Regions from separate parts of the Mus musculus genome. Here regions 2, 3 and 4 are each linked to region 1. A link is a loop called in an ENCODE intact Hi-C map of the cell type or tissue named here. Cell type or tissue: left cerebral cortex. All regions are shown on one strand. Each heading gives the region's core, and the rest is flanking DNA. Links, peaks and the distances in the headings are about the cores only.

Region 1 (8,023 bases), core at 1,786-6,785:
GTGCAGCCAGGAAGGCGGGGCCCTTAAAAGAGCTTCATTCTGGAAGCTACAATAGGATTTAAGCCAAGGCTGGTAGCCAGGGTCTGAGTGCTGCTTCATTCATGCCCTGTGTCTGATTGCCAGATCCTTGCTGGGTGCTGGGGGGTGGCCAGAAAAGCAGCTCTGCTGGCAGGAGTGCAGACTGGCCTTTTCTGTGCTTCTCTCCAATGGCCTCAAGAGGCCTGGATGCCTTGGGCCAGCGACCTAAATCCAGCAGGCTCTAGAGTGTGCAGCCAGTATCTGTTTCTGTTCCACATGGGCCCTTGGAGAGATGTGTTACCCACACTGTGGTTTCAGTGTGTGGGGGTCAGAGGACAACTCAGGTATGGTTCCTTGGGTACTGGTTTAGTTTTTTTTTTTTTTTTTAAGATTTATTTATTTTATGTATATAAGGTTTCAGTGTGTGGGGGTCAGAGGACAACTCAGGTATGGTTCCTTGGGTACTGGTTTAGTTGTTTTTTTTTTTAAGATTTATTTATTTTATGTATATGAGTACACTGTAGCTGTCTTTAGACACACCAGAAAAGGCATCAAATCCCATTACAGATGGTTGTGAGTCACCATGTGGTTGCTGGGAATTGAACTCAGGACCTCTGGAAGAGCAGTCAATGCTCTTAACCGCTGAGCCATCTCTCCCAGCCTGAACTCAGGTCTTCTTAAAAGCTGTACTGACTGAGCTTTCTCAACAGCCCCTTGCTTTGTTCTTGAGACAAGATCTTACTATGTAGCCCAGGTTGGCATGGAAGGTATTTTCCTGCCTCCACATCTGGCCCCACTGATACCTTAAAGATGCTTAAGACCTCTGCCAGCTTCTCTCAAGGACTGTATCTTTAATCTGATGTCCCAGGATGTTTTCTGTTTAGCAAGAGTTAACTTTAAAAAACAATTTTTTTTTGAGACATAGTCCTCAGACAGGCCTTGAATTTGCTGAGCTCTTCCTGCCTCGGTTTCCTAAGTGCTGGGACATAGGCTTATAGGTAGAGCTGACCTTCAAGTTTGTTTTTAGACAGGGTCTCACTGTGTAGCTTGAACTCAGAGACCCACCTGCCTCTGCCTCCCAAGTGTCAGAATGATTCTTTTCATTTTATTCTTCTCAGGTACTGGGGATGGAGTCCAGGGGCTCGCATGCTATCCAAGTGCAGTGCTACTGAGCTACAGTGTCAGACTTTCCATTTTCTATCTTAGTTTTGAGACAGTGTAAAACTTGGGTGATCCTCCTGCCTCACTACACATGGCCATACCCCACTTCTGTGTTAACTTTCAGTTACGTAATAGAATGTTTCATTCCCTTGCCTCAGCCTCCTTAGAGATACTATCAAGTCCAACTAGCTCTTATTTAACAGGCCACCTGTATCCTTGCCTCCTTGCTGACGGCTCAGAGCTGCTAGGTGGAAACTGGTCCACACTGCTGCGAGTCCTCGAGGAGATTTCTAAGCTTAATCAGGACCTTTAGTGGATGGAGAGGTGGTGGGGCAGGAGAGCTTCAGATAGGTGCAAAATGGAAAAAAAAAAAAATGAAGAGGGAGTAATTAGAGGCCAAGCCCCAGGCAGCTGCAGGGCTGCCCTGGAGGAACTCGGCCCAAGAGGTGCAGGTATGTCTGGAGTCTCAGCCATTCTCAGGTGGGATTGGAGCCTGTGCCACCATACCTGTCTGACTACCTCCATCCCCGGCTTTTCCCCTCTCAATTAAAAGTAGACTTTTCTCAGTACCCTGTGGTGAGGGTACTGAGGGCACAGTGAGTCTTTAGTGATGTGTATCCTCACAGCCTACCTCATCTCTGTCTAGCATCTGCACCACAACAGCCAGCTCAGGACGGTGGCAAGAGCAGCAGCTTCATCAGGCTGCACTATGTCCCAGGTTTTTTTGTTTTTTTGTCTTTTTTTGGTTGTTCTGTATATAAGTCTGTGTACCACGTCTGATACCTGTAGAGTCCAGAAGAGGGCACTAGATTCTCTGGAATTATGGTTAGAGACAGTTGTGAACCACTATGTGCTAGGAATTGAACCCAGGTCCTCTCCATTCCCTGGTTTGAGGCAGGATCTCATGTAGCTCAGGCTGGCCTCAAACTCACCATAAACTCAAAGTCTCAAATCTTCCTGTTGTCACTTCCAAGTGATGGGATTGGAGCCTGTGCCACCATACCTGTCTGACTACCTCCATCCCCAGCTTTTCCCCTCTCAATTAAAAGTAGACTTTCTCTACTGTCACATAATCTACCCTGATTACTTCCCCTCCCCCTACTCCTCCCAGTTCCTTCCCACCTCTCTTCCCATCCAGATTCACTCCCTTCCTGCCTCTTGTTAGAAAACCAAAAAACCTTTAAGGGACAATAATAAGAACACATCAGAGACAAAACAAATCAACAGAAAGAAGTGTCCAAGAGAAGGCCCAAGAGTCAGAGATCCGCTCATTCCCGCACTCAGGAATCCCATGAAACCTCTCGACTGGAAGCTAGATAGCCAGCAGAGGACCTGGTGCAGACCTGTGCTTGCTGCCTCCCTCTGAGTTCATATGAGCTTTGAGCATGCTGATCTGCAGGGCCTGTGTCCTCCACACCCTCTGGCTTTTCTGCTTTTGCAGCCTTTTTCTACAGGGACTTGAGGGAGACCTCTCGTTTAGGGCTGAGTATTCCAGAGTGTTCCACTCTGTTTAATGTCTTGCTGTGGGTCTCTGTATGTGTTTGTATCTGGTGTAGGAGGAAGCGCCTCTGATGATGGCTGACCAAGGCACTGATCTAAGAGTATAACAGAATAGCATTAGTCTTTTTTTATATTTTTTGAGATAGGGTTTCTTTGTATAGGGTTGCTTGTCCTGAAACACTCTATAAATTAGGCTGGCTTTCAGCTCAGAGATTGGCCTGCTACTGAGAGTAGGGGTGAAGGCTCTATGTAGGCATCAGCTTAACTTCTCTCTGTTCAATTGAGTTACATAGGTGCTGTCTTGGCAACAGGCTTAGTTGTTTGGGAATTCCCATGGGATCCCTTTGGCCAACAGCTCAATTAGGTGTAACACAATCCCAATCCTGGAAATTTCATTTGGTGAAGAGCCAGCTGGGGCTCTCCCTCATTATCTGGTGATTTATTTAGCTCACCTTCATATGCATGTATTTAGGAAGCTCCTACTGTATTAGGTTTCCATACAACTCTTCAAATGGCTCTTCATTCTAGCTCTTCTCCCCTCTCCGCGTGATGCTTCTGTTTCAGCCTTCACCCAATCCATTCACATCTATCCTATTTCCCCTTCCCAATGAGATCTGTCCCCGAGCCTTTCCCTTACTGTATATTTAACTTCTGTGGTTCTTTGGATTGCAGCTTGATTATCACTGACTCGACAGCTAATTCTCACATATACCACTTGGCTCTTCTGATCATATTTCACCCTCACAACCCAGGGATGGGCACTGCTAGCAACTCCACATTACAGGAGACAGGTGTGCACAGTTACATGCTTGCTCTGGTGCTTTCGAGTATGGAAGGCATTGAAGTGGGCATCCTTGGGTGGCAGCATCTTAGCTAAAGTAGGGACATCGATGAAAGGTTCTACTTTGTCCCACAGTGTGCCAAAGCCGAGACTTGGGGTCCAGGGGTATCAAAACAAGGTAGTGTTAAGCACAAGACTTGGGGTCCAGGGGTATCAAAACAAGGTAGCGTTAAGCACCAAAAAACCGCAGAATGCCCAGCTGTCCTGAAATTCCCTAAATGTACCCAGAAAACACCATTGACCTCAAGGGATAGAGGTGGTCGCAGAAAACATAAAGCTGCCCAAGGATTGCCCTGGACATGAGTTAGCTCTCAGACGGAAGCAGAAGCAGAAGCAGAAGCAGAAGCAGCAGGCCCTGTTTTGTCCTCCAGAGGGCACTTGATACTAGAAAATGGAGCTGAATGAAGCCTGGAAGAAAAGTATTGCCTCAGGTCACACAACCTTAAGCATCAGTGAAATTAAGATTTAATGCCAGTAAAGGACATAAAAATCCCACAAGCTCAAGTATGTTAATGTTGAAATGTTGTAAGGAAATAACAGTTACTTGGGAAAAATATTCATGTCCATTCTGTGGCTGAATGTTATTACTAAAAGATCACTCAGTGGGGAGGAGTGTGAGAAACCAAGGATATCTCTGTTATTGCTGTCACTGCTGCCACAGCATGGTCACCTTGACACAGAAGATGGCTGCAACTAGCATCATGGTGGGGTTCTACAGCAAGCATTCCAGCCCTTCTTGTCCCTACCCCTCATGCCATGATCTTTTGGTCATAGCAAGGATGCTTAGAGCCCCACTGCCCCTTCACCAAAGACCTGGGGGTGGGGGAGGGAAGAGTGAGTGTCCACGTGTGGTGCTCGACAATACCAGAGGCTGCAGCTAGTCATATGGCATTTGTACTCCACCACTGTGCTACCTTCCCCAGGTCTGGTCCAGCTTGAGTCAGAAAAGGAATATAGCATTTTTATTAACTACTTTAAGTAGAACAAACTAAATACATATTTAACAGTTTTGGTTCATTTATACAGTACATTAAATAAGTTATGCACAGAGTTAAGTAACAAAAGTTCCTACTGAGTCAAATGACAAAGCACAGAAAAACCAGACTCAAATGCATCCTGCGGGTGGCTTCACATTCATCACCCGCCTCTGCAAACCATGCTTGCAGGATTGGCTTTTATTTACATTATTGGTTTTCTGTATGGATGGAGCCTTTGTAGCCTCATTAGGAACTTGGAAAGCCACAGGAGTGGAACGAAGGCCTTATTATCAAACAGCCCTTTAATCATTCACTGAATTGTTGCAGCTTCTTCCTGGGAACCACAAGGCAGGGACTGGGCTGTCCCTGGCAGACACCAGCTGCACATGCCCTTTTTGGTATAAGCATTGACAGTTTACACTGGGCAGCTGGAGGCCTGATAAGACGGTGTCTGAGCGGGAAGTGCCACCTCTTGGGCTGTGGAAGGAGATGGTAGAGTAAATTATCAGCCACCATCTCAGCTTCCTCCTGGCTCACACTGGCTCCATCATCTTTGGAAATGGGTGTCAACATGAGGCAGAAGCAGGTAGTCAGCATTTTGGCTTTAAAGGAATATACTTGAGTGGCCAGGGTCTGCTAAGCAGCTGCTGGATCAAGGATCTTCCACAGCTGGCCATCTGGTCCACAATGGCCAGTTCAGTTCCTTCTGGCTTTTCTCACATTTGGTTCAAACATGCCACCACCCAGTTCTCTGCAAATAGCTAACATTCATCAAAGTACACTGGCTTAGTCTCCTGAGCCAGGAGCCTGGAAACCTTGGTTCCAGTCCAGTTCTGAAGTAAGCCTCCAAGACGTGTCCTATTTGTAAAGGTTTATTCAACCCACAATCCTGTCTGCAGTTTTCAGAACGAAGGCCATCTGCTCACTCCTTATGCTCTAGGGAGAACCACTAACACACACTTGCAGTTGTGTTGAGGCCTCACACACCTGCTGAGATAGTTTCCAGAACCACTCAGAAAAAAATGTCTTCACTCTCTCTGAGAAGGTGACAAGAAATGACGGTAAAGCTGACATCAAGATTTGAAGCACTCCCTGGGGATCAAATGGGTAAAGGAGTCTACATTACAGAAGACTGACAGCCAATGCCTGGATAGACCTCGGGGGGCCAGACAGGTTATTCCATGGAGACCCATGGCTGCACATAACTTAGCACCTTAGGAGAAAGCCACTCACAGCCTGCGCCCTCACCTCCACCTCCCTGCATGAGCCAATCTGAAGCTGCAGGGCCCTTCAATGAGTCTCTGTGGGATAAGTCTCCTGTAACTCAGGCTTGCTATGCAGCTATGGATAACCTTAAACTTCTGGTCCTCCTGCTTCTACCTCCTAAGTGTTAGAGGATTACAGGTATGTGCCACCATGGCTGGTGTATGCCACACTGGGAATGAAGTCCATGCTACCAAATAAGCCATGTCCCAAGCTAGCTTCAACAAGTCTTCATTTGCTGGAGCGAGGACTGGTGTGCAGAACTCCCAGTTTGGCTACTTTTGTTATTTACTTCCTGAAATTTTATCCCTCACTTGGTACAGAATGACCAAGCCCTGACTACTTTTCTTCCTCAAATAGTTACTGCAGAGGCCAGACTTGTGAGCAGCCTGAAGCTCTATGTTCACTCCCAGCCTGGTGGCTCATATAAGCAGACTTAGAAACAAAGCGGTGAGCCAGGAATCACTTGTAGCTCCAGCTCCTACTGCTGCTGCTCCTGCCTAGGGAGGAGTTGGAGAACTGCAGAAAGGAACTCCTTAAATCTGAAAAGTCCTAAACAGATGTCACGTAAGAGTGATGCTGAAGCCGGGCCATGGTAGTGCATGCCTTTAATCTCAGCACTTGGGAGGCAGAGGCAGGCGGATTTCTGAGTTCAAGGCCAGTCCGGTCTACAGAGTGAGTTCCAGGACAGCCAGGGCTACACGGAGAAACCCTGTCTCGAAAAACCAAACCAAACCAAACCAAACCAAACCAAACCAAACCAAAAACAAAACCCCGAGAGTGATGCTGACCAGAGGCAAGATAGAGACAAGTCTGAGAACTGAACTATATAGTGTAAAGTACTGTCCGAGTGTGTAGACAAACCTGGGTAGGACACAGAAGCAAAGCAGTCCCCAACAGCACTATAGAAACTCAGAATCGGACAGGCCAATCACACAGCCCACAAAGGTAGGCTAGATTTTGTAACCCAGTTTGCTGTACAAACTGATCTCCAACCAGGTAAGTAGTAATGTATTGGTTCTAGCTCTTTATTCCAACTATCTGGAGTAGTTCTGTGGCAAAAAAATTTAACACTTAAAGGGTGTTCATCCATTTTACTACTGAGTAACTGACCAGGGCACACCAGGAGACATTCTCATGTTCACAGAAGCTCCTGATCTGCCCGAAGTTTTGTGTCTGAGTATGGACAAGTGCTGTCTGGTACTAACTCTATCTAGTAAGTCAAAGTTGTCCCCACTAGACTGATGGGATGGGACCAGGGAGGCCAGGCTGTACTAAGCTGTCTGGCAAACAGTGGGTCTTGGGTATTCTATGCTAAAATAACATGATTTTAAAGGTCTACTTTCTAAGTCTGAGAACCCTTGTTCCAATGAGATAGGAACTCAGTATTTTTAAATCAGCCTTAACTGTGTGCAAAGACACTAAATCCATACTTTTATGGGGCAAGTGTTAGTATTCAGACTTGTTCTTCAGACTTGTTCATTGTACAAAAAGTGACCACAGCTTCCAAAAGCCAACAGGATCAAAGGCAATGACTTATCCCAATTGACTGCACAGGGCAAAACGATTCTGGAGTATACTGAGTGGCCGATGCAAGGTGCTGACAACTAATAAACTTTAGATGGCAAGGAAAAGATGTGAGCAGTACTTGGCCTGATCAATAGGTCCAATAATGACCAGATCGATGTCTCCAAATTCTATTTGGAGAATCAGATAATTGGAAAAGTTCCTGAAGATGGGAAAAAAAAAAAAAAAAAAAAAAAACAGGTCAGGCTCTTCAAAAACGGTTCCCATTCTTCACAAACTCTGAGCTGTGAGGGAGACTATAAACACGGAGCACAGAAAAAGGATGCCTCAAATGTCCACCTGATAATAAACCTATGAGGTGGTGTCAAAACCAGGTGCGAATAATCCCATCAGGGTTAGGAGCACTGCTTAGGTGCCAAACAGAACCTACTCACAAGACATCCCCAAGGATCCAGACATGCAGTCCCAGAGAGAAGGACACATACAACAAGGCGACTGTTTTAAACAGTCAAGCAGTGGCAGAGGCTCTGCATTTCCAAGGTGATCCACGGAATATTTTAGTTTGGCCAACATGCTTAGAGAAAAGACTAGCACAATGGCTCCATCCTCTCTCAGACCGATCCATGCGATGGAGATTATTTTTTACACAAGCAAAATCAAGAAAAACACTGGAGTTAAGAGGTGGGTTCCAAACTAACGAAGACAGCCAAGTTAGAAAATCTTGTCCAAAATGATC
Region 2 (8,023 bases), core at 1-5,000, 100 kb after region 1:
AGTTACATAACAAACCACAAAGTCCTACTTCTTGGCTTTTGTTTTTTCCAGACAGTCTCACTACATAACTTAGGCTGGCCTCAAACTCATATTCTCCTGCCTCAGCCTCCTGAGTGCTGGAATTACACAAGCTTTCACCATACTCAACTTTTTGGGAATATATTTAACTGAAAACATAAAAGACATGGAAATAAAAATGTGTTAGTTCATCTGGACCTAGTGACACAGGCCTGTATTTTTAGCTACTGAGAAGCTGAGACAGAATTACAAGTTGCCTGGGCAACTTTGTCTGAAAATAAAAAGGGCTGGGGATACAGATCAGCATGGTACATAAAGCACAAGGCCCTGAGTGCAATCCCCAATACTGCTTTAAGTAAATGAATTTAAATTCGGGTAAAAGTTTCTTCCACTTTTCTTCTGTTTGTTTCGTTGTTGTTGTTGTTTTTTGGTTTTTTGAGACAGGGTTTCTCTGTATAGCCCTGGCTGTCCTGGAGCTCACTGTGTAAACCAGGCTGGCCTGGAACTCAGAAATCCGCCTGCCTCTGCCTCCAGAGTGCTGGGATTAAAGGCGAGCGCCTCTCTTCCACTTTTCTTATATATGATACCATCAAACCTAAGGGTTACTTGTCTCCCTTCAGAAGACCATTGAGAGCAGCAACAGCACACTTAACTACAGAAGGCATTGGTGGGAAAATCTAGTTTGTATCTTTTTCCATTCAATTTGGAATGAGAGCCCAAGAAAAAGGCTGTATGAATCCTCCGCTATAACTGCTGAACTGAAGAGCAAAGAGGGGAGGGGCTAAAAGCTCTCAAGAGGCCTCATTTTATCCTTGCACAACGGACATCCTGCAACACCTGATGTTAGCTTTTATTCATTTTTTTGTTTTATTTTTAGGGTTTTGTTGTTGTTTTTGTTATTTTGTTTTGTTTGGGGCAGGGTGCCACAATGTAACCCTGGCTGGCCTGTATAGATCAGGCTGACCTCAAACTCAGCCTCCAACGTGCCTCAAATACCTGTTTTTAGACTGTCACCTGGCATAGACAAAGAAATATCCACAAAGCACGAGTCCCTCTCTTAAACTCAAATTCAGAATCTAGTCTGTCAAGTTTGTTGCCATAGTCTCTGGACTTAGAGTGATAATTTGTATTTAGATGATTTAATAAATATTAAATGAATCGAATGCAAATTGCCTGGTGCTCAAGTAATGTTGGCTATTACTGCTATTTTAATGACAATTAAATTTTTATTGTTCTTATTAAACGATGCCATCCCTCCTCCAAGGATCTTACAATTCTAGGAAGAACGTCTGTAAATGGGATAGCGAAATGGAGGTAAGAATAAAAACACAACTGAGTCACATAGTAGGACTAGTCAAAGACAATATTAAACAAACTAACAAAACACAACCAGACGCCAACTTCGGACTTTTCCGAGGAACACACATAACAAACTGTGATTACGATAGTGAGTTTTCACACTTGAGTATGATGTGCAACTGTGTGTTCAGGGGATTTTACTGGATTCACTAAACCCTACTACAGAGCATTCAGAGTACGTTCCTCACAACCCATTTTTCAGATCGAGCAACTGAGACTTTTGGAGCGCCAAGGTCACAGCCTACTCGCGAGGGAGCCAGGACATGAACCCAAAGCAGTCCGACCCCAGAGCCTACATTCAACAGGGCCCTCCGGAATATCAGCCCGGCATCCTCCAACATCTACCACTCGTCGCTCCAATTCCGGCGTGTTTCCCGGGACCGGACTTTCAGCCCCGATGCCGCGAAAACAAAACAATACTTCTCTCGCGGACAGTCCATAGGGCGCCCGCCAGGCCTGAGCTCCAAGGCCGCTCCACACAGTCCTGCTCAGCACCCGGAGCCGCGAGCCCCACAGGAAGCGCCGGGATAGCCCCGAGGGCCCCGGAAGGCCGGGGAGCCGCATGACCTTGGATCCAGTGCCCCAATCCCGGCCTCAGTTTCCCTGCCCAGGCCTCCCGCCGGGGGGCCTCTGCAAAGCCTCCCGCCTATGGAGCAGCAGGCCCCTCAACACACACCCCTCAGCCGTCCGCCTTCCCGCCCCACTTACGTTGGAAGGCGGCCGCTCCAGGGACGCCCACCATCGCGGAGCGCAGTCTGTCGCGAGCGCCGCTCGCTTCGACCCTCTGCCTGAGCCCTCCGCAGGCGCAGGCCGGGACCTGCACCCGCCGAACTCGCCCGCACCAGCGCCGCCGCCGCCGCTGCCGCCGCCGCCGTTAGGCCGCGCGCCGCCCCGCCCCCAGACAGCCCCGGCACGCCCCCGCCGCGCGCTCCCGCGCGCAGACCAACGCACGCGGAAGACGGGCCCGAGGGCGCTCACGCGAAGCACCGCCTCCTGACCTGGCCCGCCCCTTCCGCGCCAGGCTGCGTCCTATCCTGGAGCGGCCTGCACTTCGACCCGCCTCCCGCGCGCTATGCGTGGCCGCAGGGAGCCGCCCTTCTCCGAGCTCCAGACTTCCGGATGTGGCCTGGGCGGCAACCTAGGAACGGGGGCGGAGTCCCGGGGCGGGGCTTCGGGGAGGGACGTTTCAGGTGCAGGCCTTGTAACGCTTTGACGGTTGTATTGGGTGTTAAAATTGTTCTTTCCTCCTTTTACTTATTTGTTTTTACATTGACTTATTGCATATGTGTGCGTGTATATGTTTGAGGGAGTCCAACGCATGTATGTGAATGTCAGAGAACAAGTCGGGAGCAGGCTCTCCTTTCACCCTGTGGATCCAGCAGGTCAAATTTCGGGCATCAAGTTTGTTTGACAGCAAGCATCTTTGCCAAATTAGCTATCTCGCAGATTTCTACATCTTTTGCGGCTATAGGAATCTAAATGTTTAAAACAACTAGCTGTCATTACTGATTTCTGTATCAGATCAAGGGGCTTTGTGGGGTTTGTCTGTGTTTGTGAGGAGGGGCACGTGTATGTGCAGGGGTTTTTTTGTTGTTGGTGGTGGTTTTTTGACACAGTCTCACTTGTAGCTCTAGCTGTCCTGGAACTCACAGATAATCTATCTACCTAACTCTACCTCCCAAGTGCTTGGGACTAAAGGCCTGAACTACCAGGCCTGGTTAAGTGCAGGTTTATTTTGGTTTGTTGAAACAATGTCATAATGTACATTTGGCTATTCTGAACTCACTGACCTACACCAGGTTAGCCTTGAACCTTAAGCTATACTTCTAAGTCTATCTCCCAAAGCTGTGTCTATAACACCAGCAGGCCTCACAAAAAGTTGTTTCTGAAAAGGGCCTATTTTGTATGTCTAGCTGGGCTGGAACACACAGTGTAGCCACAAAAGCCTGGAACTCTCACACATCCTCCTCCCGTGGCCTCCCAAGTGCTGGGATTGTAAGCAAGAGTCACTAGCCTGTCTTCAACAGCTGCTTTTATACACTCTGCAATTAACCATCTCAGTACCAAATACAGTTTCTCCCCTTTTCTACACATTCGCTAGAGTCTCTCCCACTGGGTTGTCCACCTATTTCTGTTAGCAAACTCAAAACATAAATCCTCCGAGCAACCCAAGAAAGTACTCTGATCCTAGCATGAGTTCTCTGCCATTCTGTCTCTCAAAGATTCAAAATCAGGAACTATAACTAAAATGAAGCCAGCCTGGCATAGTGGCACAGACCTGTAATCCCACCCTAGGGAAACTAGCAAAATAACTGCCAACCCAAAGCCAGCCAGGGCCACATAGTGAGACTGTCTCAATACAACAAGGTCAGGCATGGTGGGTCACACCTGTACTTCCAGCATTGTTGGTAAACGCAGGACATCAGTTCAAGGTTGCCCTATATGATGATTTAGAGGCCAAACTGGGTGAGCCGCGGTGGCATTGCCAGGTGAAATGGCACACACCTGTAATCCCGTAAAGTGGCACTTGGGAAGAGATCAAAAATTCAGCTACACGCAGGGCGGTGGTGGCACACACCTTTAATTCCACTTGGGAGGCAGAGGCAGGTGGATTTCTGAGTTCGAGGCCAGCCTGGTCTACAAAGTGAGTTCCAGGACAGCCAGGGGTACACAGAGAAACCCTGTCTCAGAAAAAAAAAAAAAAAGAAAAAAGAAGAAAACAAAAACAAAAACAAAAAACAGCACACATCTTTAATCCCAGCACACAGGAGGCAGAGGCAGGTAGCTTTCAGTGACTTTAAGACTAACCTGGTCTACAGAGCATATTCCAAGACATCCAGGGCTACACAGAGAAACCCTGTGCCTGTGGGGGACTGGAGAGATGGCTCAGTGGTTAAGAGCACTAACTGCTCTACCAGAGGTCCAGTTTAATTTCCAGCAACCACATGGTGACTCACAACCATCTATAATAGGCTCTGATGCCCTCTTCTGGGGTAATTGAAGAAAGTGGCAGTGTACTCATATAAAATAAATAAATAAATATTTAAAAAGAAGGAGAAGAAGTGGGGTGGGGGTAGAATTCAGTTACAGAAGCTGGAGAGATGGCTCAGAGGTTACAGGCACTGGCTGCTCTTCCAGAGGACCAGGGTTCAATTCTCAGCACCCACATGGCAGCTCACACTGTCTGTAACTCCAGTCCCAGGGGATTTGACACCCTCACACAGATGTGCATGTGGACAAAACACTAATGCATATAAAATAAAAATAAATAATTTAAAAAGACAACGAATTCTATATATCAAGTGTATCGTGAGACAAAAAGATGGCTACTATGGGGCCAGACTGAGCTACTGTCAGGTCCTGTCTCCCAAAAGAAAAAAAGAAACCCCCTAACATGGACTGATGCCCTAGATTTGATATCTGGCTCTGTAAACAAACAAAGGTTACAGGTTCAAATAGACCTAAGGAAATAGAAATTGCTTGGACCTCTGAGCTATTTGTTTGGTTCTTTATTTTATTAATATTTTTTTTTTCCTTACGATTCTCAGTCTATATCTCAGACTGTCCTGGAACTCCTAACAAGTCGCATGTCTTGGCATCCCAAATTCTGGGGCTCCAGACATGATGATACCAAGCTGAATTTTTTTCTTTTTCCTTTTGTCCCCCCAGTATTTGTCTTTAGTGACAACAAGAGTAAAGCTGGGCAGGCAGAGAGAGTGCATGCTGCCTGCCATCTGTCTAGGCCACGTGACTTCCCCTGCTAGTGAATGATCAACACCAGAAGACAGGGAGAGAGCGGCTTACAGACTTGTGGAGTAGCTCCTTGTTCCTTGTTGAAACACCACTGACATTTATTTACTTATGTATTTATTCATGATAGTGATGTGGTGTGGTGGTTGGTTACTTGTTGATTGCCCCCCCCCAAAAAAAAGGTGGCTTTATTATCCCAATAGGACTTAGGAATTAGCTGGGGCTCTTCTTGTCAAAGGTGGGCCCAACATTGACAAAGTGATGGTTGTACTGCATTGGCTCTTGGATCTACCTTTCTTCTTCTTCTTCTTCTTCTTCTTCTTCTTCTTCTTCTTCTTCTTCTTCTTCTCTTCTTCCTCCTCTTCTTCCTCCTCTTCCTCCTCCTTTTCCTTCTTCTACTTCTCCTCTTCCTCCTCTTCCTCCTCCTTTACGTTCTTCTACTTCTCCTCTTCTTCCTCCTCCTCCTTCCTCTTCTCCTCCTCCTCTTCCTCCTCCTTTTCGTTCTTCTACTTCTCCTCTTCTTCCTCCTCCTCCTTCCTCTTCTCCTCCTCCTCTTCCTCCTCCTTTTTCTTCTTCTACTTCTCCTCTTCTTCCTCCTCCTCCTTCCTCTTCTCCTCCTCCTCTTCCTCCTCCTTTTTTGGCTACTTTGGAAGTTTGACCTCTCACTTTGCCAGCATGAGTCCATGAACCATGACCTTTCCCTCCCAGCACGCAGCCAGCTTCCTCCAGAGCAATCAGGGCCTTTACACCTCCCTGGCCTAGGATCCTAGCACACCAACAGGCCAGATTTTGTTATCCTTAACATGGTTAAATCAGGGCTTCCCTCTATGACTCTGGCTGGCTTACTACTTGCCATATGGTAATTCCCACTCTGGAATTCATAGCAATCCTCCTGTTTCAGTTTCCTGAAGTATTACAGGTGTGTTCCGCTGCACTCAGTTCCTTCAAACTTGACCAAGCCTGTCTATGTAACAGAGAAATATTTGCCATGAGTCAGACTTTGTCAAGGAAAAAAAAACTTCCTCCAAAAGAGAAGGTGCCTAAAAAGGTCTCGGTGGAAGACATGAACAGTCGAGGTGTTTGAACACTAGCTGGATTATTAGAATTCATACTGTTTATGAGTTCCATCTGAATGAGCATGTTTATGATGAAAATTAACAGAATACAAAAACATTGTGTTGGGTATGCCTATAAATCCAGTACCCAGGAGATAGAGACCAGGAGCATCAAGAATTCTGAGCAAGTTTGAAAAATGAGGAAGGAACATAATGAGTTCCTGCCTCAAAATAAACAAGTAAAATAAAATCCAAATTAAATACTCAAGAAAATTATGAAAAAAATAAAGCACCGTAATTTTTTTTTAAGAACTTGTTGTTGAGACAGGTTCACTATATAACTAAGGCTGGCCTCAGACTCATTTCCTTCAGTCTAGTTTTAAGTCTCCACCTTGGCCTCTTGCGTGCTGGTCTCGCAAAGCTGCAATACCACAAGTGAACTAGAGAGCTGGGTGTCCTTGCTCTGGCTACCACTTAATTTGATGATAGACGTTATCAGAGAAAGCAGGACCACAAAGTTATCAAACACACCAGACCAAGGAATGCTACAGCTCCTTCACCTGGACCATACAGTAAAAGGGGCTCCTAACGTTAGCTGAGACATCCTCACCCATCATCAAGATACCCACAAGCACTAAGTTCCTAACTCTGTCTCCAGAGCCCCAAGAGTTTTGGCTTACATGGATGGCTTGAGGAAGACAGCCATCTTTCCTGGGGACCTAGAAGGCCTAGAATTTACCACCCACCACCATGTTCATCGTTACCTTTCTTTTTTTTTTTTTTTTGGTTTTTCGAGACAGTATTTCTCTGTATAGTCCTGGCTGTCCTGGAGCTCACTTTGTAGACCAGGCTGGCCTCGAACTCAGAAATCCGCCTGCCTCTGCCTCCCGAGTGCTGGGATTAAAGGCCTGTGCCACCGTGCCCGGCAGTTACCTTTCTTTAAAACAAAACCTTCCTATATAGCCCTGTCTGGCCAGGTAGTAACTATATGATCCAGCAGACTGGCCTAGAATTTTTATCACTTGCCTCTGCCTTGCAAATGCTGGAATTTCAGATGTAAAACACTCCCACAGCCCTCAATCTTGTACCTGGAACCACCCCAGAGCTTCAGTAGCCCGTGCTGACACTGTGCCAGCATCTGGTTATGTTAAGCTAAGCACCTGCAATAACTCTCCTAGAATCTATCTGCATTAGCTCCCTGCCTTCTGCCTTTAGTAAGGCACCTTTAAACTTTGTAGCCTCTTTAACAGGTTCTTAGCCATTCTGTAATGTATGTGTCCTTGCGATAGGATATGAGCTGAAAATTAGCATTAATAATTAAGATAGGACTGGGTGGGTTGTCCTTTCTCTTAATCCCATCACTTGTTAGGCAGAGGAAGATCCCTGTGATGCACCTAGTCTTCAAAATGAGTTTCAGGACTGCCAGGGCTAGGTAGAGAGACCCTGTCTCAAAAATAAGTAAGTAAGTAAGTAAATAAATAAATAAATAAATAAAGATTGGAAAGATCTGCATTTGCCAATGGCCAGGAAAACTAAAGGAAGCCCAGACTATTAGGCAAGTTAGAGGCTGTAGAGATAGTCTGGTGGTAGAGAGCTTGCCTATCATGCCTGAGAACCAGCGTTCAATCTTTGGAACCACGCAGAGAAAAAGGCTTTGCCAGGTGTGGTGGTGCAGAAGGATCAGGTTATCCTCTGGTACTATTGGGTCTGATTCCAGTGTGTGCTGCTTGGAACTCTATTTCAAAGCAAGCAAGAACAGCTTTTTATTAAGTTGGTCTGGCTGGCCTTGAACACATCCTGACTCATCCTCCAGAGAAACCAGGATTGTAGGCATGTCCCAC
Region 3 (8,023 bases), core at 1,682-6,681, 120 kb after region 1:
TAAGCCTGGGAGTCTAGTGACTCCACACTGGCTGCCGAGTGCACACTTGGACAGGTCGCCTGAGGTCTCAGAGCATAGTCTCAGGGGGAGGTGACCTAATGTGAGGTAGCATGTAGAAGCCCTCAATACATGCAGGTTAAATCCACCGTTTTCCTATAGCTAGGAAGAACTTGCAGGTCTAGAGGTGAGAAACCTCCAGGTGGAGAGAGAAATCCTAGGGCACCTGTAGCTGGTAGGTTCAGGCCCAGAATCCTTAGAACTCCTCAGTTACAATCTTGTGTTCTTGCCTTGACTCAATTTTCTCATCTGTAAAGTGGGTTAAATGACAGCAGTGGCCTCGTTTTATTCAAGAAGCATTTTGAAATACAAAGCCCACATATTATTAAAAGATAATAATGTAAGAATGTAGTGAGGAGTAAATAAATTATTGACCAGGTGATATATAGACCCCACTGAATAACAGAGCTGTACGGGAACCAATAAAGGGCCTGGGGAGATACCCTTCAGGCTGAGCTCCAAAAAGATTTCCAAAAAAAAAAAAAAAAGATTTCCAATTCAGTCCTGCCTTGGGGCATAGCTGAGAGAAGGGGGTGGAGGGGAAGCTGCCTAGGGTAGCCGGAAGCCCTGGGCTGCCTTCCAGGATCCTCCTTGCCTTTGCTGTGAGACTCTAGGCCTCTTGAGAGTACATGGTTTAGACTCCACTATTTCTTTTTCATCTTTCCTTTCCCTGTTTAGGCATCTGCCATCTCTAAGGAGCCTATGGCTCCAAAATCCTCTTCATTTCAATCAGAACATGTGGGAGCAAAGATGAAGACTAACTTGGGAGGGAGGCAGCAAGGCCTGTGGGGAGGCCAGCACTCATGAAGAGTTGCCCTGCAGAGTCCCTCTCCGCCCCTCACCCAGGGCCCAGCGCTTTCAATTGGCTCCCTGGTGCCAAGTGAAGTCTATTAATATCAAAGTAATGAGGTAATTACTGTGATTTTGGAAAAATTACCAGTGAATGCTTTTGAGGGAATTTCTGAGTGAAAAAGAGGCCGTGTGAAACATCTGCGAGGAAAAGAAAAAGAGTTGCTCTGGCGGAAGCCTGAGTGCGAGCGGTGTGGATGTGAGGAGAACCACAGAAAGGGGGAGCTGTGTGTGTAACTAGGGGCAGGCTTTTAGGAAATCCCTGACTTTGGGTGGTGAAAAGCAGAAAGGAAAATTCTGGAGCCAAAGAGTTGGCCCTTTGCTCCCCTCATTCCCCTCTTCCCCCATTTCTTTCTTTCTTTCTTTTTTTTTTAAGATTGATTGTTTTATTACATGTAAGTACAGTGTAGCCATCTTTAGACACACCAGAAGAGGGCATCAGATCTCACTAGGAATGGTTGTGAGCCACCATGTGGTTGCCAGAACCTGAACTCAGGACCTTCAAAATGAAGAGGAGCAGTCAGTGCTCTAAGCCATCTCTACCCACTAAGCCATCTCACCAGCCCCCTCTTCCCCCATTTCTGAGACACGGCCTCCCTATCGAGCTTTGGCTGGCCTAGAATTGGCGATATAGACTAAGCTGGCCTCAGATTCCTAGAGATCCACCTGCCTCTGGCTCCTGCATGCTGGCATAAAGTGGGGCTGGAGAGACGGCTCAGTGCTTCCGAGCACTTGCTGCTCTTCCAGAGGACCCAGGTTCAATTCCCAGCAACCACATGGCAGCTCACAGCTATCTGTAACGCCAGTTCCAGAGAACCTGACACCTACCTTCACATGGATATACATGCAGGCAAAATACTAATGCACAGAAAAGAAAAATAAGTTGTATTTTTAAAAGATGTTTAAAATTCTTACTGAGGGCTGGAAAGGTGGCTCAGCGGTTAAGAGCACTGGCTGCTCTTCCAGAGGTCCTGAGTTCAAATCCCAGCAACCACGTGGTGGCTCACAACCATCTGTAATGGGATCTGATACCCTCATCCGGTGTATCTGAAGACAGCAACAGTGTACTCACATGAAAAAAAACAAACAAACAAAAAAACAAATAAATAAATTCTTGCTGAACCAGGACTACACTGTCTCCAAAAACCAAAAAGAAAGAAAAAAATTTCTTGCTGAATAAAATGACTAGTTCTTCAAACATAGTAATAACAGTATTAATCTCAATAAAGCGGTCCTCAAGCCAGTAGCAGAAATTTGAATGAGATATTACTATTATTATATACTTTGTCGAGGTAGGGTCTGGTGTATCTAGGGCTGGCTTCCTACTTACTGTGTAGCTGAGAATGACCTTGAACTTCGGGTCCTGCTGCACTACCCAACTGCTGGGACTACAGGCCTGTGCTGCTTCACCTAGTTTACGTGGGAGCATTAAACCCAGGTGTTCCTACATGCTAAGCAAGTACTCCATTAACTAAGCTCTGTCACAGCCCCTTGTTTTGTTTCTGTTTTTTAAAAGCAGGGTTTCATGTAGCCCGTGTTCACCTTTAACAGGCTTTGTAGCTGAGATTGGCCCAGATCCTCTTACCACCGCACTTAGTTTACTATTTATTTTTGTATGTTCTGGGGGTTGACCTCAGGGCTCCACGCATGCTAAAGGAGCACTGCACCGACGGACCTACCTTGAAACCACACCAGGAGCCATTGTTAGGTCTCCATACCTTACAAGGATACCTTTCTGTTTCCCAAGCTTAGTGCGTCCACAAACCACACTTTCCAACTTGTGCTGAACTTGAAACCCTGCTTCGCCAACCTCCTAAACACCTGTTCTGACCGCCCTTCCACAGGATACAATCTTGCTCTTATCTACCCCACGGGCTACCTTGGGCCCCAAGTTCCTCACTCTTGGGTCCAGGTGCTATCACCCCTGACCCTGCCCTTATAGGGGGATCTCAAGGGCTGGAAAGATGGCTCAGTGGTTAAGAACACTGACTGCTCTTTCAATAGATCCTGAAGATCCTGAGTTCAAATCTAAGCAACTACAAGGTGATTCACAACCATCTATAATGGAATCTAATACTCAAACTGTTTTTGAACAAATGGATCTCAAAGTCTGCCTGGAGGGAGTTCCAGAACAGCCAGAGTTATAAGAAGAAACTCTGTCTCCAAAAAACAAACAAACAAACAAACAAACAAACAAAAAAAAAAAGAGGGAGAGGGCTAGAGAAATGGCTCAGCTGTTAAGAGCACTGGTTGCTCTTCCAGAGGTCTTGAGTTCAATTCCCAGCAACCACATGCCGGCTTAGAGCCATCTCTAATGGGATCCAATACCCTCTTCTGGTGTATCTGAAGACAGCTACAGTGTACGCATATAAATAAAATAAATCTAAAACAAACAAAAAAACCCAAAAAACAAAAACAAAAGCAAAGCAAAAACAAAACAAAACAAAACAAAACACAACAAGGGAGATGTCTTGGCTTGTGATTCCTGAACTTGGACAGCTAAGGAGGGAAGATTTTTCAGTTTGAGGCTATGCTGGTAGATCCTTTGTGAAAGAAACGAAAGATAAAGCGGGAGAACAGGGTGAGGGAGACATGGAAGAGAGGAAGGAGAAAAAGAAGAAAGGAGAAGCCCACTCCTTTTCTACTTTTGTTACTTATTCCCTTGTTTTCAAAGGGAATTGTTCTAAACCAGGCCAGGACCCTGCACTAGGCACTCCCCGACTGTCTGCTGCCCCCTGCTGGTATTCCCTCCACTCCAAGACAAAAGTTTTAATTTGAAAGAAAAAGGATAAGGATGGCACTGATTCCCCAGGAACTCAGGCTGTCCTGCCCAGCTGGTGTTTTGGGATGTGGACCTTGAAGGCAGAATCTTTGCATCCTGAATTAAGCATTAGTCTGTCTGGAGCCCTAAACAGGGCCTTTTTCCAGTGCCTGCTTCTGGGCTGCAGGGATAAGGCTTGTTGAAGTATTGCTTAGACCAGGAACCTGAATGATGAACACCTTTCTGGCTTCTATTGACTCTATCATAAAAGGTAGATTCTTTGCCTTGGCAGACCTCCTCTGCTTCATTATGTAAACATGTATGTCCTTGACAGAATCTGTAAACACAGGTAAAAGCATTACACAGTCCATTATGTTAAAACAGATTACATGTTATAATTTTTTTTTCAAGACAGGGTTTCTCTGTGTAGCCCTGGGTGCCCTGGAACTCACTCTGTAGACCAGGCTGGCCTCGAACTCAGAAATCTGCCTGCCTCTGCTCCCAAGTGCTGGGATTACAGGTGTGCGCCACCACGGCTCAGCGTGTTGTAAATTCATTCTGGTATGCTTTCTATAACGATGCTGAGGTGATTTTGAGCTCCCTTTGATTAATTAAACTTATGTAATTATATCCTATATTAACGTACATAATTAATTGGTTTATCTATTTTCTTTTTCTTTTGATACAGGATCTCAAGGCGAAACCTTTGTTAGTTTCAAAACCTGTGGTCATCTTCCTGCCTCTGCCTCCCAAGTGCTGGCATTAAAGACATCCCACCATGCCTGGCTTTTTTTTTTTTTTTTTTTTTTTTTTGAGGCTGGGTATCATGTAGCCCAGCCCAGGCTGGCCTTGTTGCCAATGCTGGACTTGAATTCCTGATTCTCTTACTTTCTCCTCCCAAATGCTAAGATTATGGAAATGTGTTATTAGCCAGGCATGGTGGCTGACTGCATGCATGTACTCTAAGTACTTGCCTGGTGCCCATGGAGGTCAAAAGAGGGCATTTGTCTCTGGGAATTGTAGTTACAGATGGTTATGAGCTGCCATGTAGGTGCTAGGAACCCAACCTTGGTCCTCTGCAAGAGAAGCAAGCAGTCTTGACTGCTCAACCATCCCTCCAGATTTCTCTCAGCTATTTCTGAGACTGGGTCTCACTACTTAGCTCTGGTGGCCTGGAACTCGCTATGTAGACCAGTCTGGCCCTCCTCTGCCCCCCGAGTATTGGGATTAAAGGCCTATGCCATCACAGTTGTCTGAAATGGTTTTCTTTTCTCTTCTTCTTTTTTTTTTTTTAAGATTTTTAAATTTTATTTTTATTTATATAATTTAAGTATATGGGTACACTGTCACTATCTTCAGACACACCAGAAGAGGGCATCAGATCCCATTATAGATGGTTGTGAGCCACCATATGGCTGCTGGAAATTAAACTCATGACCTCTAGGAAGAGCAGCCAATACTCTAACCACTGAGCCATCTCTCCAGCCCCTCTTTTTTTTTTTTTTTTTTTTGGGAGTGAAATTTTATTTTATTTTTTAAGATTTGTTTATTATTATTTATAAGTTCACTGTAGTTGTCTTCAGACGCACAGAAGAGGGTGTCAGATCTCATTATGGGTGGTTGTAAGCCACCATGTGGTTGCTGGGATTTGAACTCAGGACCTTTGGAAGAGCAGTCAGTGCTCTTACCCGCTGAGCCATCTCACCAGCCCTCTCCAGCCCCTCTTAAATGGTTTTCATAATAGCATATATTAATTGTGCATGATGCTAGATTTAAAACTATGACATTTTCTTTTTTTTTTTTTTTTTTTTATTAAAAGATTTATTTATTTTATTTTATTATATGTGAGTACACTGTAGCTGTCTTCAGATGCACCAGGAGAGGGCGTCAGATCTCATTATGGGTGGTTGTGAGCCACCATGTGGTTGCTGGGATTTGAACTCAGGACCTTCGGAAGAGCAGTCGGTGCTCTTAACCACTGAGCCATCTCTCCAGCCCTGACATTTTCATATATGCATATAAGTATTTTGATCATATCTTCTCTCCACTCCTCTCTCTGTTCCACTTCTATTCCCACTGATTCCGTTCTGGGATCAAATGTCTCCCAAATGTCTCCTTTACAACTTAATTTGTTATGTTTTACTTTGTTTGAAACAGACTTTCTCTGTAACAGCCCTGGCTGTCCTAAAACTCACTAGACTGTAGACCAGACTGGTTTTGAACTCACAGAGATCTGCCTGCTCTGCCTCACGCCCAGCTAACATGTGCTGTATATGACTCCTCACTGTCACAGAGGGGTGGATACGGAGCTACAACGCCCAGTCAGATCCTTGGGAGTCATGGAGTATTGACCTCTTCCGGCCAGTCTAATCATCTGCAGTAGAAGGCAAGAGTGCCAGAGTATTCACTGATGATACTTAATAAGTGTTTGGTTCTTGGAAGGCTTATTGGCTAATAACCAAAAACATTTCTCATGTATTATGGACATCATGAAGAATGCCTGCTTTTTCTTCTGCTACCAAAAGTTCTAGGACTTCTCCCTCATTCATTCTTCTTGTCTCCTTTTTCACATGGACACTGACTGTTTGTCCAACACACTTTTTTTTTAAATAATTTTTTTAAAGATTTATTTATTTATCATATGTAAGACACTGTAGCTGTCTTCAGACACACCAGAAGAGGGCGTCAGATCTCATTACGGATGGCTGTGAGCCACCATGTGGTTGCTGGGATTTGAACTCAGGACCTTTGGAAGAACAGTCAGTGCTCTTACCCGCTGAGCCATCTCGCCAGCCCCCAACACACATTTTTTAAATTATATTTTTATTTATGTATGCATGTGTGTATCATATGTGTCACATGCATGATGTGGTAGTTCCTGTATGGAAACAACCTGTAGGGGCAGGTTCTCTCCTGCCATGTGGGTCTTCCGGATGAACCTCATGTCATCAAGTTTGATGGCAGGTGCCTTTACCCACTAAGCCATCCTACCTTTTTCCGTAAGATCCTATAAGTTCTTGGATGGCCTTACCAATATTCTATATACATAAGGAACATTTTTTTCCCCTCACTCTAGCTGGACTGGAACTCATAGAGATTTGTTTGCCTCTGCCCCTGGTTGCTGGGAATAAAGGTGTCTGTTATCACATTAGGCAGAAGCATCTTTTTATTTATTTATTTATTTATTTATTTATTTATTTATTTATTTTTGAGATTTTAATTTTGATGTGTATGAGTGTTTACTTGAATGTCTGTGCACTGTGATCATGCAGTGCTCATAGAGGCCAAAAGTCAAGGGCTGGGCCTGGTTGGTGCCGTACATCCGCAATCTTAGATGGGGAGGTAGAATTAGGAAGATGAGAAGTTCAAAACCACTGTTGGCTCCGTAGTGAGTTCAGGGCAGCCTGGCTTTATGAGACACTAACTCAAATAAAACAAACAAAACAAAAACAGAAATAGAAAAGCCCATTTCCATGCTGTTGTCTCACCTCCAGTGGGCATGTAACAGGCAGCACAATTATTTAGAGAACTCTCAGGGGATGGAGAGATGGCTCCGTGGTTAAGAGAAAGCTGCTAAGATCCTGGTTCAATTCCCTGCCCTCACATGGGAACTCAAAACTGTCTATAACTGTAGTTTCTGGAGATCTGACAGATATGGATGCAGGCAAAATGCACATAAAATAAAAATAAAGAATTAAAAAAATGAGCAGAGAGTAGGAAATGCCATGCCTGCACTTGGTCCTTTGCTGGAATCAAAGGCTTGCACCACCACTGCCTGGCTTTTTTGTTTGTCTTTGTTGTTGTTTGAGACAGCATTTCACTGTGAGTCTTTGGCTAGCCTGGGATTCATTATGTAGATTAGATTGGCTTCCAACTCACAGAATTCTGGGAATAAAAGTAGGAGTTGGGCTGGTGAGATGGCTCAGTGGGTAAGAGCACCCAACTGCTCTTCCAAAGGTTTGAAGTTCAAATCCCAGCAACCACATGGTGGCTCACAACCACCTGTAATGAGATCTGACTCCCTCTTCTGAAGTGTCTGAAGACAGCTACAGTGTACTTACATGTAATAAAAAAAAAAAAAAAAAAAGTAGGAGTTACAACACCTGGTATCATTTTTATATTTGGAGAAAGGGTCTCTTGTATTCTATACTGACTGTCAACTCATTATGTACACCATGGCCTTGATTTCCTGATCTTCCTTCTTTCCCCTCCAGTGCTGGTAGTGTAGGACTTCTTCACCACATCCCATCTCCTTTCCTCTCCTCTCCTCTCCTCTCCTCTCCTCTCCTCTCCTCTCCTCTCCTCTCCTTCCCTTCCCTTGCATTTCCCCCCTTTTCCTTTTTTAATTTTTATTTA
Region 4 (5,000 bases), core at 1-5,000, 65 kb after region 1:
GCTCTGAACTGCAGCTGTGACAGGGGCTTCTTTTAGATCTCAGAGATATTTAAGTCGCCCTTTAGCTTTTGTACCCTATTTCATCTTAAAGGCTGGGTCTGATAATCAGACATCCTGACTGACTAGCATTCACTTCTAATCAAGAGCCAATGTAGAATGCTGCCAGGGTGGGCCTTATGCCAAAGGAACAGTTTTCTTCTGCTATTCAAGTGCAAACACCCTTCTTAAGCTCCAAGTCATCCAAACAGAGGGAATGACATCTGGAAAAGCACTATAGTGCCATGTTTTTGGCCTCTTTGGATGACAGCTCGAGGTATTACAAGCAGGGAGTTGTCATACCAGTCTATGGGACACTGCACACTATAGCAACTCTAAAAGCTTGCAATACGAAGACTAAACAAGCTGGGTGTGGGGGACAATACCAATGAATACACAAGTTCTTTAAGAAACTGCCACTGGCCGGGCAGTGGTGGCACGCACCTTTAATCTCAGCATTTGGGAGGCAAAGGCAGGCTGATCTCTTGAGTTTAAGGCCAGCCTGGTCTACAGAGTGAGTTCCAGGACAGTCAAGACTGTACAGAGAAACCCTGTCTTGAAAAACAAAAAAGAAAAAAAGAAAAAACAAAAGCTAAGAAACTGACACTGATGGCAATGGTTTCTTTCAATAAATACCTGGAAACAGCTTATCTCAAGGTATAGAAGGAAAAATAGAAAGTCAATAAAAAGATACATAAATTGTCCTAGAAAATATATTTTCTTTAACCCCAGCACTGAGGAGGCAGAGGCAGGTAGATCTCTGTGAGCTGGAGGCCAGCCTGGTCTACAGAGTGAGTTCTAGGACAGCCAGGGCTACACAGAGAAACCTTGTCTCATAAAACAAACAAACAAACAAACAAACCAACAAACCAACAAACACCAAGGGACAGGGATGTTAAATTATACTCAGGATACACACACATGTAATAATTTTGTTGTACTTAAGTTTAGAATTTTAACAAAAGAAATCTAAATTGAGAAGTACATGCCTTTAACATGCATTTGGGAGGCTGAGGAAGGCAGATCTCTTAGTACTACGTCAGCCTGATCTACATAGCAAGCTCCAAAACAGCCAGGAGTATAGTGAGATCCTGTCTCAAAAATAAAACAAAAAAGGAGACAATTATAAGACTCAATGAGGTTTGTACATTCTGACTACAAATTTAGGAGAAAAGATACTGATCACAGCTCAAAGTGACAAACATGAGAGTAAATGCTGTCTATAGCTAATGCAGACCATGCTGCTTCTACGTTCAATGGGTTCCAGAGGTCAAACATCTACTATGTAATGTCACAGCCAAAGTGGCAACTCATGAAGCAGATCCAGAGCCATGGCTTCCCGCCGGAGGTGGAGGAGCAAGATGATGGCACGCTGCCCGTGTCTTGTGCCCAGGAGAGCGGGATGGACCGTCATCCTGCAGCCTGTGCTTCTGCTAGGATCAATGTGTAGATGCCATTCTTGTAGCACTTTACTGCAAGTTTAGCTTGTGTTAAGGCATGTGGGGGGACCATTTAACTTAGTTACTGTTAGTTTGGAATGTCTTTGTAAGAGTAGGGTTGGCACCAATGCTGTATGGAAGGTTAGGAGATGGGGGGTCACATTTACTGTGTTCCCATGGAAACTTGGAATGTTTGTTTTATATGGATTTTTATTCACTTTTCAGACATGATACTAAAGAGTGCCCCATAGCTGCTGATCAAGCATGTGTAGCATGTACATTGGCAAAATGGGCCAGATGCTTATGTTGTGACCCATTGTGAAAACAAAGTATCTTGTAGCCGGGCGTGGTGGCGCACGACCTTAAATCTCAGCACTAGGGAGGCAGAGGCAGGCGGATTTCTGAGTTTGAGACCAGCCTGGTCTACAAAGTGAGTTCTAGGACAGCCAGGACTATACAGAGAAACCCTGTCTCGAAAAAACAAAAAAAAGAAAGAAAGAAAGAAAGAAAGAAAGAAAGAAAGAAAGAAAGAAAGAAAGAAAGAAAGAAAGGAAGGAAGGAAGAAAGGAAGAAAGGAAGAAAGGAAGAAAGAAAAGAAAAGAAGAGAAAAGAAGAGAAAAGAAAAGAAAGCTAGAAGTAGATTGAAGCTATATTTTTAAAAGTCCAGCTATGTCCTCACTGATAATGAAAAAAGCTTCTCACTTTAGCAAATTAATAGGTTTGCTTAAGAAGTAGCAACAGATGTGCTTTAAATTATAGTAACAAACTTGCCAGGCAGTGGTGGCACACACCTTTAACCCCAGTACTCTGTAGGCAGAGGAAGGCTGATCTCTGTGAGTCTGAGGCCAGGCTGGCCTACAGTTCAAAGTCCAGGACAACCAAGGAAAAAACAAGCAAACAAACTAAATAGGAGTCGTGGAATATGACTCAGTTGGTAGAGTACTTGCTTAATTCACAATGTCTTGGGTTCAATATCTAGGGGTCCATAAACCTAGCACAGTGGTACATGCCTGTAATCCCAGCAATCAGGAAGAAACAGGAGGGGGCCTAGAGTTGGGTGTGAATAGACAGTGGTTACCAAGCAACCAGAGGTACATCAGGCACAATCTTAGCCCTTAAGCATAAATAAACCACACAGCCTGAAATAATGGTTCACACCTTTAATCATGGCACTTGGGAGAATGTGGAAAAAAAAAAAAAAGTCACCATGAGTAGGAGGCGAGGATCCAGCATGGGTTAATTATTGAGAGCCCATCTCAAGTGGGGAAGAGAGGAGTTCAATAAACAACCCTGCTCATATGCCCTGACATATAACCAGGTTGTTATGTTTGCCAAAACAGGCTAAGGAATAGAAGAACAAAATCAGAGAAAACTGTCTTTGGCAGACACTTTAGTGACACACTTAGCACCCACTCAATTTATCTTATGATAGCTCAATCTTATTTTGGCATTAAACTAAAACTGGCATAGGGATGATGAACTGAAGATGGCAATAAATGAACTGAGAGGACAGTGCCCACTATGGGATTTCAGGATCAGCATTCAGTACAGAATACTCCCACACACAGAGCAAACTTCCAAGTTTGGAATGGTAAACTTACATTCTTCCAGATTCTGTGATTCTTCAAAAATGCAGGCAGAAATATAGACTGGAACAAAAGGGTACAGCTGCAACTTACAGATGTCAGGCTGTTAGCTCCATGATCAGCAACCATAGAGCCTGCCTTGCCAGACACTTGAGTAAGGCAGCCTCAGGTAGCATTCAGGGATATACAAAATACCCGAAGGAGGTTCTTCCTATTGGAAAGCACTCTCTGCAGTCAAGCTATAAAAAACAACCTTACTTAAGAATTGAAGTGATAGATACCACGATGGTGTCCCAGTTTTCTCTTTGATAAAAATATGACACCTGGCTTTTACTTCCTTCCCCGAGGGGCCTTTAGGAGGGTAAAAAGCTTTTCAAGATTAAAAGCACAATGTAAATGTGAGGCTATAATATAGCAGGGACTGAATCCAAACAACATAAATGGAAGGTAGATGGGCACTTTGGCAGAGCAAATAGCCACCTATGCCATGAGAGTAAACATGTAAGTACCAATACCTACTATTACATTATAATGAAATCCCTGGGAGCTTAGGAGATGGCTCATTGATTAGGAATACTTGCTGCTCTTGCAGAGAATCCAAGTTTAGTTCTCAGTACCACATGGTGACTTATCTGTAATTTCAATCCTAAAGGATCCAACACCCTCTTTTGACCTCTGTGGACACCAGGAACTCACACATTGTACAGACATAAGAAGTGGGCAAAATACCCATACATATAAAATCTAAAAAGAAAAATTATTACAAAATAAACCTTTGCCATATAAAAAAGTTGTGCATACTATGCCTAGCCTTCCTTGTCTTGGGATCTCTTTCATGTTCTAGTTCCATCTTCAGTTAAATCTATCCACACTTACACTCTTCCAGCACATCTTAACAACCAATGAAATGTCTCAAATTGAATTTTCCCACAAATTACTTCTTTCTCTGCCTATTTCTCTAAATTGTTTGAGCTTTATATTTTAGTAACTACAGCTCCTAGTGGAGTATCTAATATTAATATACAGTTTTAATCCTAAAACACTTTCCTAATTCTAAGCAAGTATAATATAGAAGTTTCTGTACTGTTTCTACTGAGGCATAACTCCAGCAGATGACAAGTAACATGGGAAATAGACTAATAACTGAATTTACTCAGGTGTTATTTATTCAGACTGAGACAGGAAACCAGAACTTATTTCTTTCTGATATCTACTATAAGGATGATGCAAAGAAACACCATTGAGAAATGTCCATGTCTTTTACTGCATGGTATATATACAAGTATATATGCACGATCAATGTTGAGCATGTGTACTGATGTAAGTGTGTGGAGAAAAGATAGATGGCATCCAGTATCATCCTTATTTGCTCTCTATAGCAATTTTTATTTTATTTTATTTTTTGTTTCCACATGTTAAGAGAGAAGGGGAGAGAGAAGGGGGGAAGGTGGCGGCAGAAAGAGAAAGGGTGAGAGAGAGGGGAAGGGAGGGGGGGAAGAGAGAGAGAGAGAGAAAGAGAGCACTATTTTTTAAAAAGATTTATTTATTACTATAAATAAGTACACTGTAGCTGTCCTCAGACGCTCCAGAAGAGGACATCTGATCTCATTAAGCCACCATGTGGTTGCTGGGATTTGAACTCTGGACCTTCTGAAGGGCAGTCAGCGCTCTTACCCTCTGAGTCATCTTGCCAGCAGTCCCTCTATCTTAATTTTTTGAGCTTGGGTCTCTTATTGAACCTGAAGCCCATCAATCTAGCTAGAATGACTGGCTGAGCTCCAGGAATGCACCCGTCTCCCCAAAACAGCCCAATTGCAGTGTTACAGCTATGTGCCACCATACCAATTTTGACACTGGTGTTGGGGATGTAAACTTCATCCTTGCACTTAACTGTCACCTATCTGAGCTATCTCCTCAGTTCTGAAATGTATTCTTTAAA

What was found. A loop is a pair of places that touch in the nucleus more often than their neighbours do. Peaks named below come from ENCODE experiments on the same cell type or tissue, not always from the same donor. Only the 100,000 strongest peaks of a DNase experiment are listed, where the experiment ranks them.
Region 2: a loop joins it to region 1, with 2.2 times the contacts of the local background. A loop is called at or near these places in 3 of 42 quality-filtered maps.
Region 3: a loop joins it to region 1, with 8 times the contacts of the local background. A loop is called at or near these places in 33 of 42 quality-filtered maps.
Region 4: it touches region 1 in a loop (2.0-fold over the local background); 2 of 42 quality-filtered maps call a loop at or near these places.

Annotation. Positions count from the first base shown.
Region 1 is chr2:154,535,789-154,543,811 of GRCm38, reverse strand. It overlaps Cbfa2t2 (CBFA2/RUNX1 translocation partner 2), which reads right to left. Exons shown (of 11, transcript NM_172860.2): 11 at 4,456-8,023. Among named protein-coding and RNA genes, the nearest start is that of 1700003F12Rik, 9.1 kb to the left of the region's middle. In left cerebral cortex, for the core only: CTCF peaks have their summits at 1,975 (motif pointing right) and 3,895 (motif pointing right); DNase peaks (open chromatin) are centred at 4,874, 5,359, 5,733, 6,173 and 4 more places; H3K27ac peaks cover 1,919 bases.
Region 2 is chr2:154,430,699-154,438,721 of GRCm38, reverse strand. It overlaps Cbfa2t2 (CBFA2/RUNX1 translocation partner 2), which reads right to left and starts at 2,238. Exons shown (of 11, transcript NM_172860.2): 1 at 2,086-2,238. The coding sequence starts at 2,119. RefSeq lists a cis regulatory region at 6,770-8,023. In left cerebral cortex, for the core only: CTCF peaks have their summits at 2,159 and 2,420; DNase peaks (open chromatin) are centred at 1,947, 2,434, 3,164, 3,214 and 1 more place; H3K4me3 peaks cover 2,148 bases; H3K27ac peaks cover 1,444 bases.
Region 3 is chr2:154,412,924-154,420,946 of GRCm38, reverse strand. Gm39962 (a long non-coding RNA gene) reads left to right here. Exons shown (of 3, transcript XR_866871.2): 2 at 736-966; 3 at 4,356-4,448. Among named protein-coding and RNA genes, the nearest start is that of Gm39962, 4.4 kb to the left of the region's middle. RefSeq lists a cis regulatory region at 1-1,543. In left cerebral cortex, for the core only: CTCF peaks have their summits at 3,647 (motif pointing left) and 6,454; a DNase peak (open chromatin) is centred at 3,643.
Region 4 is chr2:154,472,470-154,477,469 of GRCm38, reverse strand. All of the region lies in intron 1 of Cbfa2t2 (CBFA2/RUNX1 translocation partner 2), which reads right to left. Among named protein-coding and RNA genes, the nearest start is that of Cbfa2t2, 38 kb to the right of the region's middle. In left cerebral cortex, for the core only: a CTCF peak has its summit at 2,992 (motif pointing right); DNase peaks (open chromatin) are centred at 201, 2,645 and 3,032; H3K27ac peaks cover 1,195 bases.